2 separate regions of the Homo sapiens genome follow, and region 2 is linked to region 1. Evidence: chromatin loops called from intact Hi-C (ENCODE). Cell type or tissue: prostate gland. All regions are shown on one strand.

What was found. Hi-C counts contacts between places; a loop is a spot of excess contacts. Peaks named below come from ENCODE experiments on the same cell type or tissue, not always from the same donor. Only the 100,000 strongest peaks of a DNase experiment are listed, where the experiment ranks them.
Region 2: a loop joins it to region 1, with 3 times the contacts of the local background. A loop is called at or near these places in 50 of 110 quality-filtered maps.

The regions. Positions count from the first base shown.
Region 1 is chr4:79,573,560-79,578,559 of GRCh38, forward strand. LINC00989 (long intergenic non-protein coding RNA 989) reads left to right here. Exons shown (of 4, transcript NR_038826.1): 4 at 1,582-2,901. The region is part of intron 1 of LOC107986294 (a long non-coding RNA gene); the gene reads left to right. Among named protein-coding and RNA genes, the nearest start is that of LINC00989, 83 kb to the left of the region's middle. In prostate gland, a CTCF peak has its summit at 3,056 (motif pointing left); a DNase peak (open chromatin) is centred at 3,029; H3K27ac peaks cover 1,456 bases.
Region 2 is chr4:79,047,527-79,052,526 of GRCh38, forward strand. All of the region lies in intron 2 of LINC01088 (long intergenic non-protein coding RNA 1088), which reads left to right. Among named protein-coding and RNA genes, the nearest start is that of LINC01088, 78 kb to the left of the region's middle. In prostate gland, no CTCF peak of the experiment used is centred here; DNase peaks (open chromatin) are centred at 2,505 and 2,825; H3K4me3 peaks cover 678 bases; H3K27ac peaks cover 1,908 bases.

The sequences.
Region 1 (5,000 bases):
TTCCCTTACAATTCTGCATTTATTGCAAACATTACTAATCACTCATGACATGACAGAGCCTGGCCCCAGACCCAGAATCCTCATCAACATAGCACTCTAAAGTCTCGACAGCCACTGCCAACCACTCAGATTTGGTACATGAGATGAAATTATTTACTGTCCCTCTTAGAATCAGAAATTCTCATTTCTCCCTAGGATATTCCCACTCTGTATTATTTATAACACTTCCCTAAGTTATAGAAAGATTTCTAAAAATGATGACCATGAAAGAAAACTTGTTGTCCCCAAAATTTAAATATTTAGAGCATAAGATCCATCCGCTATTCTGCCTGATAAAATCAGTTATGCAATACTCTACAAAGTACTTCGGCATTTGTAATTTTCCTAAGGACTCCATGCTCATGTATTGATATTCATCCATAATTAAATATATATGTTTGATGTCAATATTCCTTTGTTAGTCAGTGGAAATATATGAGTTCTCTGTTCATTGAAACCAGCTCAATGGAAATATTCTTTGACTTGGTGATTAAAAGAAAGGAAATTTGTCTTGCTACTGATGTCAAAATTGTATCATTAAAACATTTTCTGAATATAGAACAGAGTAAGAAAAAGTTTAAAATGTTACTTATTATTTTTTCATCTTCCTCTTTTCTACCTCAAGCTCAAATTTTTAGAAACAATTCCCTTAATTTGTTCTAGTTTCAAAAAGAGAATTGCAGGGATATATGGAGATACATTTATAGAGTTTGAGTAGTTTAGAGGTATGTTTAAAGGGGAGCATTAATCTATCAATACAGTGAAAAAGCATCTATAAGTGATGAGATTGTATGGTCTATATCTGATATAAATAAGCTCACTTAATATCTACATATATAGTGAAGACTACTCATAATCTCAAGAGATTACTATCCAGACATGTGAAAATTGTATATCCACTTGCAAAATTCCCAAATAACATGAAGAATGCATAAATGCAAATTGAGAGGTTTACAACAATAGCTGTCAGAGGAAAACCTGAGCTAATTGGTGAAAGGTGTTAGAGGCAAGGTTCTGAAGCATGAATGAGAATTGGATGAATGAGAAATAAAATAGAGGGAATGTGAGAAGGTCTGCATGAGCAAAGGCTCCAAAGAAGGATGGTGTAAATCTTATTTAATGGAAAAGCACATCAGAATAGGGGCATTTGCAATGAGGGTAGTGGTCATAAAGAGTAGGTGACTTTGAATATCAAAATAAAGAATTGATTTTTATTTAGAATTGTGTATCGTTTCAGTCTATGAGGCCATTATATTTTTATCTCATGTTTTATAGGCAGAAGTATCCTAATCTTTATATGAACCCTTGCAGAGCAAGGGTAAGCTTCTTATCTAATGTTACAGGAGCCGTGAAACAAGCACAGGATTAAGACTTAGAAAGCGTGGATTTGAATTCTGGGGCTGTCGCTTACTAATGGATGATTTTTGCATGTTGCTTAACCTCTCTGAATCTTAGTTTCTTTATGAACATCATAGTACATAGCTGTTGAGATTGGAGAGCCGAGATAGTTAGGATTAATCATGCTTCTTTCTTCCACTCCAGTTTTGAAACCAATGGAGAGATCAACACAAGCTTTGGAGAGGAGATCAAAATATCTGCTTCACTGGAAGGAGTTTTGGATTGCTCAACAAGGTTCAGATCTGTGGCATAATCAGGCTTCCTAATCCTGAACCAAAGTTGTTGTTGTATCTCGTAGTTGTCACCTGAGAGCTGACTGACCTGTTTCAAGCATATGTGAGATGCCTTCTGGAAATGCCCGGAAGCATATAGCTAATGGGATGAGGCATTTCAAGGTTGAACTTCAGCAAGAGCAAGTGGGATAAAGGGCAAAAAGCAGCACATTCCTTTCAAAATGTCCCCATTTTAAACTGCAGGCTAGAGTAGACAATGGAAATATATGACATATAAAGAAACTGGTGAGATTATTAAGCAGAGGGCCTTCTGGGGAGCATTAAAGAGTGAGCAAGAAAAATTTCTCAGACATGGTGATTCTAGAATTGAAAAATCATAGACTCTTTCTCTTCTCTCTCCTTTGAGAGTTTCCAGATGAATTCTTGGATCTGGCTACTGAGCAAATATATGAATAATAACCTAGGATCAGCTGGGTATAAGAGGTTTCCACCAGAAGTCCATGAAAACCAATGTTTTTAAGCATCTATTGGGCAACTACCATAAACAATCAGCAAGATGTTTAAACAGTTGATTCTGCCGGCGGCCCAACCAGTTTTTAACTGTATCACGAAAACTGGCCTGGGGGTACAGTCTGAGATTATTCCAGCCCTGCTTTTACACCGCCAGAAATTCCCTTTCTGTTACAAATTTCTACCCCAGAGAGGTTTGCATATTCTTGGCATTTTCACTGTGCATCAGTGAATCAGCTAGCCTACGGGCCAAGGAGAGGGGAAAAAAATCCCAAATAAAACTCAACCCAGTTAGGATGTCTTCATCTATTTTTCAGTGGGAAAAAATACAGCTGGACTCAGTGACTTCAGTCAAAAGCAAACATTACTAGTTGCTTCATTTTTCTAATTTTTATTTTTGACTCTCAAGTTTTGGAGGGCATAATAAAGACATAGCCTCAGCAAAGTCACTTAGAAGATTGAGTTCGTTATTTTGCAAAGCTTGGGTAGTGACACTTCTGCAAAATGCACAAGCACATGAGCAGAGAGATGTGTGAATTCAGGAAAGCAGCCAAATGCACATCAGAGCTGAGGAATGTCACAGCGAAATGAAGAAAACTTGTAAACACCTATCTGTATTTTTAGGTAGAGAATGTTCTAACATATTGCCAATGGGTGCTGCCTGTGTGTTCCTTCCCCTAAGCTTTAAACTCAACTGATATTAAAGGTGATTTGAAAACAATGAAAATTGACAGCTTTATTAATCTAGATGGTGTGTGTGAGAGAGAGACAGAGTGTGTGTGTGTGTGTGCGCGAACACGCACATGATGTGTGACTGCTGCATGTATAGACTGTGCATTTTTACTGTGGGCCTTGCACAGACGAGGGAGCCCTCTACTGATTGGAAATTGTACTAGATGTAAACTATAGAGGGATGCTTTCAGTGCGTTGCTCATGTATCCTCCAAAATGCAGACATTTTGCTTATTTATTTTTCAAATTATGACAGCAGATGCTTTATTTTCGGAAAGGAACTAGAGATGTCAGTCATCATGTGCATACAAGTATATGTCATTCCTTCTATTTAAGGTAAAATTCTTTGATTAAAAATATCTACACTCAGTCTTCAACCTTTTAATATAAAGATGATTGTAACACAATTAAACCACAAATGTCTACATGACTGTGATGAGAATGTGTGACAGAGATCATAACCGCGTTTATCTATTATCATGGTTTATCACACACTATTTTTTCCCTTAAGCGTGTATTTCTTATTTTATACTTTTTTTTTCTCAGAGCATAAAGACAGTTTTAGGGGTGACAATTTGAACTCATTCATGTGGACAGGTTTGTATGTGCTATATTTTCATATGCATAGTTAAATCATATTATTAAGTCCTGTGTACAGACAAGATTAATATTTAGTTGCTTTTGAGTTTAGATACCTGATTTTTAACCTCATGTCTTTATAAAATAATTATAGTTCAACTTTTCATTAATTTAAATCAATGAATAAAAGTAAAATATGGCTGGGTGCACTGGCTCACACATATAATCCTAGCACTTTGGGAGGCTGAGGCAGGAAGATCGCTTGAGTCCAGGAGTCCAAGACCAGCTTGGGCAACATGCCAAAATCCCAGCTCTACAAAAAATACACCCAGGTGTGGTGGTGCATGCCTGTAGTCTCAGCTACTTGGGGGGTGGAGGGGGGAGGATGGTTTTAGCCCAGGAGGTGGAGGTTGCAGTGAGCCGAGATCACACCATTGCACTGCAGCCTGGGCGACAGAGTGAGATCCTATCTCAATAAATAAATAAATAGAAATATTGTTCGCTTATTTTCAACATGACTGGCCTAATCCTATTATGGGATAGTCTCTCTTACCCTAAACGAGTTTTTTAATAGATTGTTTATTATTAGAATGCCAATTATTCCAATTTTTAACAAAGAATTAACATTTTTCTTGGAAGTTAGCTTAAACGTTTATTAGTTTTATATATAAATTTTACAAGAGAGCCTTTATTAAATCAAATTTTTTTAGAATTAAACTCAGTTTGAGTCTCATTCTGTACATAACTTTAACCCTAACCGTAGTTGAAGGCACTGTGTGTTGTTAAACAGCTACACCTGGAATTAACATGGCAGCATAGCTGACTGGGACATGACAGTGACACAGCTTTAACATCTGCCATCTTTTGACCACCAGCATTAATTTTGTTTCTACATCCAATGTCCTCATCCCTCACCAATCTGTCACTCTTTCTGTGGTTCCAACATTACAAAATAGCCATTGCCTTTATTTCATTGAGGATAAAACACATAATGTCAACCTAGGATGATCAATTTACTCTGCCATTAACAGCCACCATTTATGAAATGCCTACTGTGTGCCAATCCCTTTTCAAAAAAATGACCCAAACCTTAGAAATCTGCATGGGAAATCTCACTATTCCAGTTTGTCGGTTGGTATTCTTTTTGTTTGCAAATGACAAATTGTACTCAAACAAAGTTAAGCAGAAGAAGGGGACTGTATTACAAAGACACTGGAGTATCTCATATAATCCCAAAGGTCAGGTATTGCTTTCTCAAATGACATGTCCTAATAGCTTCGCCGAGGTTTCATTTATTTCTTACTATGAGTTCACTGAAAGTTAGGTGTGGATAAAAGTATCAGTCATTATTTCTGAGTATTAAACTACAATGATTTTTGGATATGGCTAATTTCTAATATCCCTAATTTTAATTTTGTTTAAGAGAGAAAATCCTTTTTTGCTGATTTTTCTCTAATGTTTTTCACACATATTTGAGTAAAAATAAATGCCAAATCAGTTTATATGCCAG
Region 2 (5,000 bases), 530 kb before region 1:
CTATGTGTATTTTTTGGGTTTTAGTCCCAGCTGTTCAATGTATATTTAGTTAAGTAATGTAGCTATGTAAGAACAAGTGTTATGCCTATTTATAAAGGCACATTGTTTTAATTGACTGCACATGTATGTTTTATTTTACTCTGGGTAGAAAGTACCCAGACTCAAGCCCATTCTGCATGGCTACCTCCAGAATATGTGAGCACACTGGAAGGCAGAAAGTTGATTTTCTCCCATGCTTCCAAAGACAAAGGCCTTGGGATGATCTTGGACATTGTTTTTCTAGTGATATTTGTTTTTGTATACAATCATGTAGGTCTTCCTGGAGTTCTGATCACAGCTTTTTTGCATTCCACATAGTGGATACCCACATGTAGGAGCTTTAAATATGTTGTGAAAAAATTGTTTGATGATATTTCTCTATCTTGAACTTATTAACACATCAGAATCCCACCTGTAAAGTGCAGAGAGTATACCTATACTTCCTGCCTCACCAAGATTTTTTAAGCTCCTTCAACCATTGGTCAGATGTCTTTAAAAAAATTTAAGGATTTTTTTTTTTTTTAAATAGAGCATACTTCCAAGTGCTCTTTGTCACCATACGTAGATTTCTAGGTAAGGTCCATTTTGTTGATATGCTGGGAGAAATGCATATTTAGATTCAAAGCCAAATTATCAAGTGGAATATAAGCAGAGCAAATATCAAAGTGTATTTTTAGTACTTTGGCATTTTGACATGAGTTCTTGCCAATCAGTTTCCTTTTTGTGGTTATAAGCTGATTTTCCTTCCCTGTTAAGAACAAATGCCCTTTATTTTAATGTTTTCACTTGCTGACAGCTTTCTTTTATATGAATTTCAAGTGCACTATATTATGTGGAGTTCCTGTTTGGCAAACTGTACCCATGTAAAATCATATTGGTCCTGTCAACTGATAGACATAACTTACAAAAAGAAACTCTGATTTGGAAAGCTCCAAAGCTGAAAGTTGGCTATTAGTAAGATTTCATTTGCTTCCATATCTGCATTCTGTTTTTGATGAAATAATTAAGGATAAAATTTCAGTGGAACATTTTTTAAGGGTACTGAAATACACACTACATGCCTCATTTATATTTTGCTCCAAGAAGTAAAATTCCCATTGCCATTTGGGAACTAGGAAGAAGGAAGGCGAGAAGTCTAGATGGTACTGGACATGGATATCAAGTATAACAATCAAACCACCTAGAGAACTATAGGCATAGAAATGGGACAGAGGGTCTTTCATTGCCAGATTACTCAGTAAAATCTGGACTGGATCAGAAGTACTCTCAAGCCATTTGCATCGTACCCTTGGCAAGGGGCCTACTGAGAGTAAAGTAAGTATGAAATGGGCTGTTCAGCTCCCCAGGGTCACAGCCCATTCATATATCAATGCTGTACTCATTAACAATGTCTTTGGAAATAGAAACGTAAGCAAACCGTGTTCTGACCATTCCCTTCTGAATGGACTGAGTTGGCAGGGTGAGCCTTGTCTCTTGCTTCTGTTGACAATCACACGTGGAAAATCCCAATGTTCAGGATAGTCAATCTGTCATCTGTGGTGAACACCATAAAACAAGCAGTGATGTACTTAGCAAAGCTGCTGACCTTTTGTGAACTAGGATGGACGATGTCCTTACAATTGGAGGATGAGCTCTGGGGGAAAAGAGTCATAAAGATCTCATTAATATACTAGATTTGGGTAACAGTTACAATGAGTGTATGGAGACAAAAGAGAAGGGAACTAGCCTCTGTTGGAATCTCAGAGGGCTGGAGCTCTTAAGTAGTTGTAAGAGCAAGGCCGATTTTTCATGCATGGATGCATTGGGGTTCCTTGTGTATAATATCCATGCATATACATATGTGTACTATATGAAGTCAGGCGTTCCTGTATGATATGAATATAGTTGCAAAAGTGTGACTATACTGAGGTTAATTCCACAAGCTCTGAACAAAGGTCTCATTCTTTTATGATCTTTTTTTTTTTATAGGGCTGTGGGAACTACAATATTAGTTAAAAGCATTGCGGTCTGAATTGGGATGCTGGTTTTTGGAAGGCTGGTTGATAGAACGGAAAGAGCTCTGAACTGATTAGTAGGGGACTTTTCTCTCAGACTCAGGTGCACCACCCTAAAAGCTGTGTGACAGGAGGAGGTTTCCTAGTCTCTCTGGGTTTCCTTTGCTGGTAGGCGAATCAGAAAGCTGGATAGATGCTTCTGGTCTCCCTTTTTAAATTTCGTGCTTCTCAAATAATTGCTATGGTGGTGATGTTGGTGAGAATCTTTACCTGGATTTTTATGGAGTTACTCTAATTTCTGAGAGCCTTTGTCTTCTCCTACCCAAGAAATCCTCCTGCTTTGTGTTTCTTTGAGTATTTTTTAAGAAAGGAAAAAGTGAGGAAAGTGATGAAAAGAGCCAGGGCAGTGCGCTAGAGAAGGAGAGCATGCAGGCGCCGGCAGGGTGCCAAGCTGGCGTCCACGCGGCCCGTGCTCGCTCTGTGCCGCCTGGCAGCCAGGCAGGAGCACCTCTCGAGAGGGGCGACTGCCCTGCGTCTCAGGCAGGGAACAGCCCAGGGTTATAGCTTCACTTTATTTGTTAAACAAAAGGAGATAATTAAAGGAGCTATAAAAAATTCCCTCCAGAGCCTGTACTTTCTTTGCACACTGGCGTGGTTTATTAATTGATACAGATTTCCGGTTCAGTTCACCCTGCGCCCGCGGTTGAGCAATGATCTGCGTGGTCAGAGTTTGTGACTGCGGTGGTCTCGGGGGCGCAGGGCTGTCCGCCATGTGAGGCATGGCTCTTCTTCCCAAGAAAGCCAGTCACGAATCCAGATATTCAGGGCACGCAGGACAGAGCAAGGGAGGAAGCCACTGTCGCCGATCTCGCCTAATGCCCCTGGCTTGCTCTCCTCCTTCTTCTTCTGGTTCCTGTTTTCCTGGTACATTTTATTCCCCTCTTTTCTTCTCCCCCATTCCCTTAAGTAGAGGTGACACAGATCAATACCTTTGATGGAAAGTAATAATCAGGCCTATTAAGTGACAAAGGTTTACTCTGTAACAGCTGTGCTGGCGGGAGAGGAGAGCTTGTCTGACTAATGAATCATGAAACAATCAGGCAGTAGCCATTTGTGTTTAGATCTGTAAATATGGTGTGGTTCAAGTGCCAGACCATTGCCGGCGCTCCAGCTGGGGGCACAGATGGTCCGCATTCAGAGCAGCACGAGTGTGAAGAAAGGGTTTTTTCCCTTTCTCTGTCCCACACCGCACCTCTCTGAGCCTACACTCAGTTATCTGCAGCAGGAACTTCAGAGAAAGAAAAGGAGACCCTTTCAGGGGAGGAAGCCCTTCCAATGTGAGTTTCAGTGTAGGTCACCAAATACTCCAGGCTCCTCATTGCTCCACCTGGGAGGAAAAACATGATAATAGAAGATGTCACTGTTTTTTATTCCCATAAGAAGGTTTGATATGTATGTGACTCTGAATGTCTGTTTGACTTGGCACTGTCAACTATATTCCTTTATATTTTTCCTACACATTACTATACAAGACCCCCTGTTTTGTTCTTAGCTATAAATGGAACAAGTTGAGAGAAAAATATACATTCCAAGATGAGAAATTCACATTTATATACAAAGCTAAAAATGTTCTATATAAAATTATGCTAATAATGTCTGCTTGGATTCTGTTTCTCCTAGCTCTTGAAGTAAGGAACCTTGTCTTCAAGGGATGAGATTATCAAGAATTAGTTCTCCTAACCCACTATGAAACAGGGTTTTGTAGTTTTTTGTTGTTCACATTAGCCAAGAAAGTGTCACTCTTTACTAGAGCTGGATGCTGAGCTGACATTAAAAAAAAAAAAAAAAAAATCTTGTCATTGATGTTGTTTGAATCATTTATGTATCTATTAATGTACCGTAATTTCTTCTGGTGCTCTGATAGCTGTGTTTCTTAACAGTTGCTACTGGAGTCTTTATAGAGCTTGCATTGTGGCACCCTTTCAACCATGAGAAATACATTCTTCACCAATTTTTCTCTTTAAAAACATCTTTAAAACATGCAGTAAGAAACGGCTAGTAGGGGGAAAATTATAAATGTTTAGGAATATTTAGGAAAGACAGATATTTCAAAATATATTCTAGAATCTATTAATACGTTTTCCTTTTAAATTTGGCCTCTTTTATGGGAGGGCACCACTTTCTCTTGCCTCTCTTGTTTGGATAAATTAAAGTTTATTAAATAAACAAAGAAGACATTTTTCAGGATGAGCTATTTATACAACGATGGAAGTAAGTCCCATCAATGTTTCAACTAAAGTGCTAAATTGTAAGTTTGCTTTTGAAATTAAAGATATTTATGGGAGTACTGAGTTGTGATAAAACAGGCCCAAAGCAATCTCCACATAGCTCTGCAGAGCTTCCTGGGGCTGGCTGGCTTTTGGTTCCCTAAGGATTGGGTGATATGAAGATGCTTTTGATTTGTTGGTCTAAGGTTGCTGGTAATTTCAGTTTATTATTGAACCAGAAAACAAGTAGTGAAAAGGGCACAATGAGATTAGAGTACAAGTGTGTGAAAATGGCTTTCCTTTCCCCACCTTTTCCTCAGAGGTACACCCAAGGTTTGGTGGTCAGGGCAGCCCTTGTGGAGACAGGAACTCAGTTAGGCACGCTCACCACCATCTATAATGCTTAGAATCTCATTATGTGATCAATCTCATTGTCTTCAAAGGGAAATCTTGCTGTGCCATGGTGACATTTTTTCTTATACCAATTGCTTCTTTGCCTACCAGGTCTATAATAGACCTGGCCATGGCTTATCAGAAGTCTGTTTTGAAAAACACTGGTGATAGGACCATGACTTGCTCATTACAGATTCAGCTCAATACTCGGCCCCTCTGTTCTAGCTACCTTAAGTACAGCATCGTTCCAATACTTGACAAACTTGGGACACTGCCTATACAGAGATAAAGCTTTTGATACTTTCAG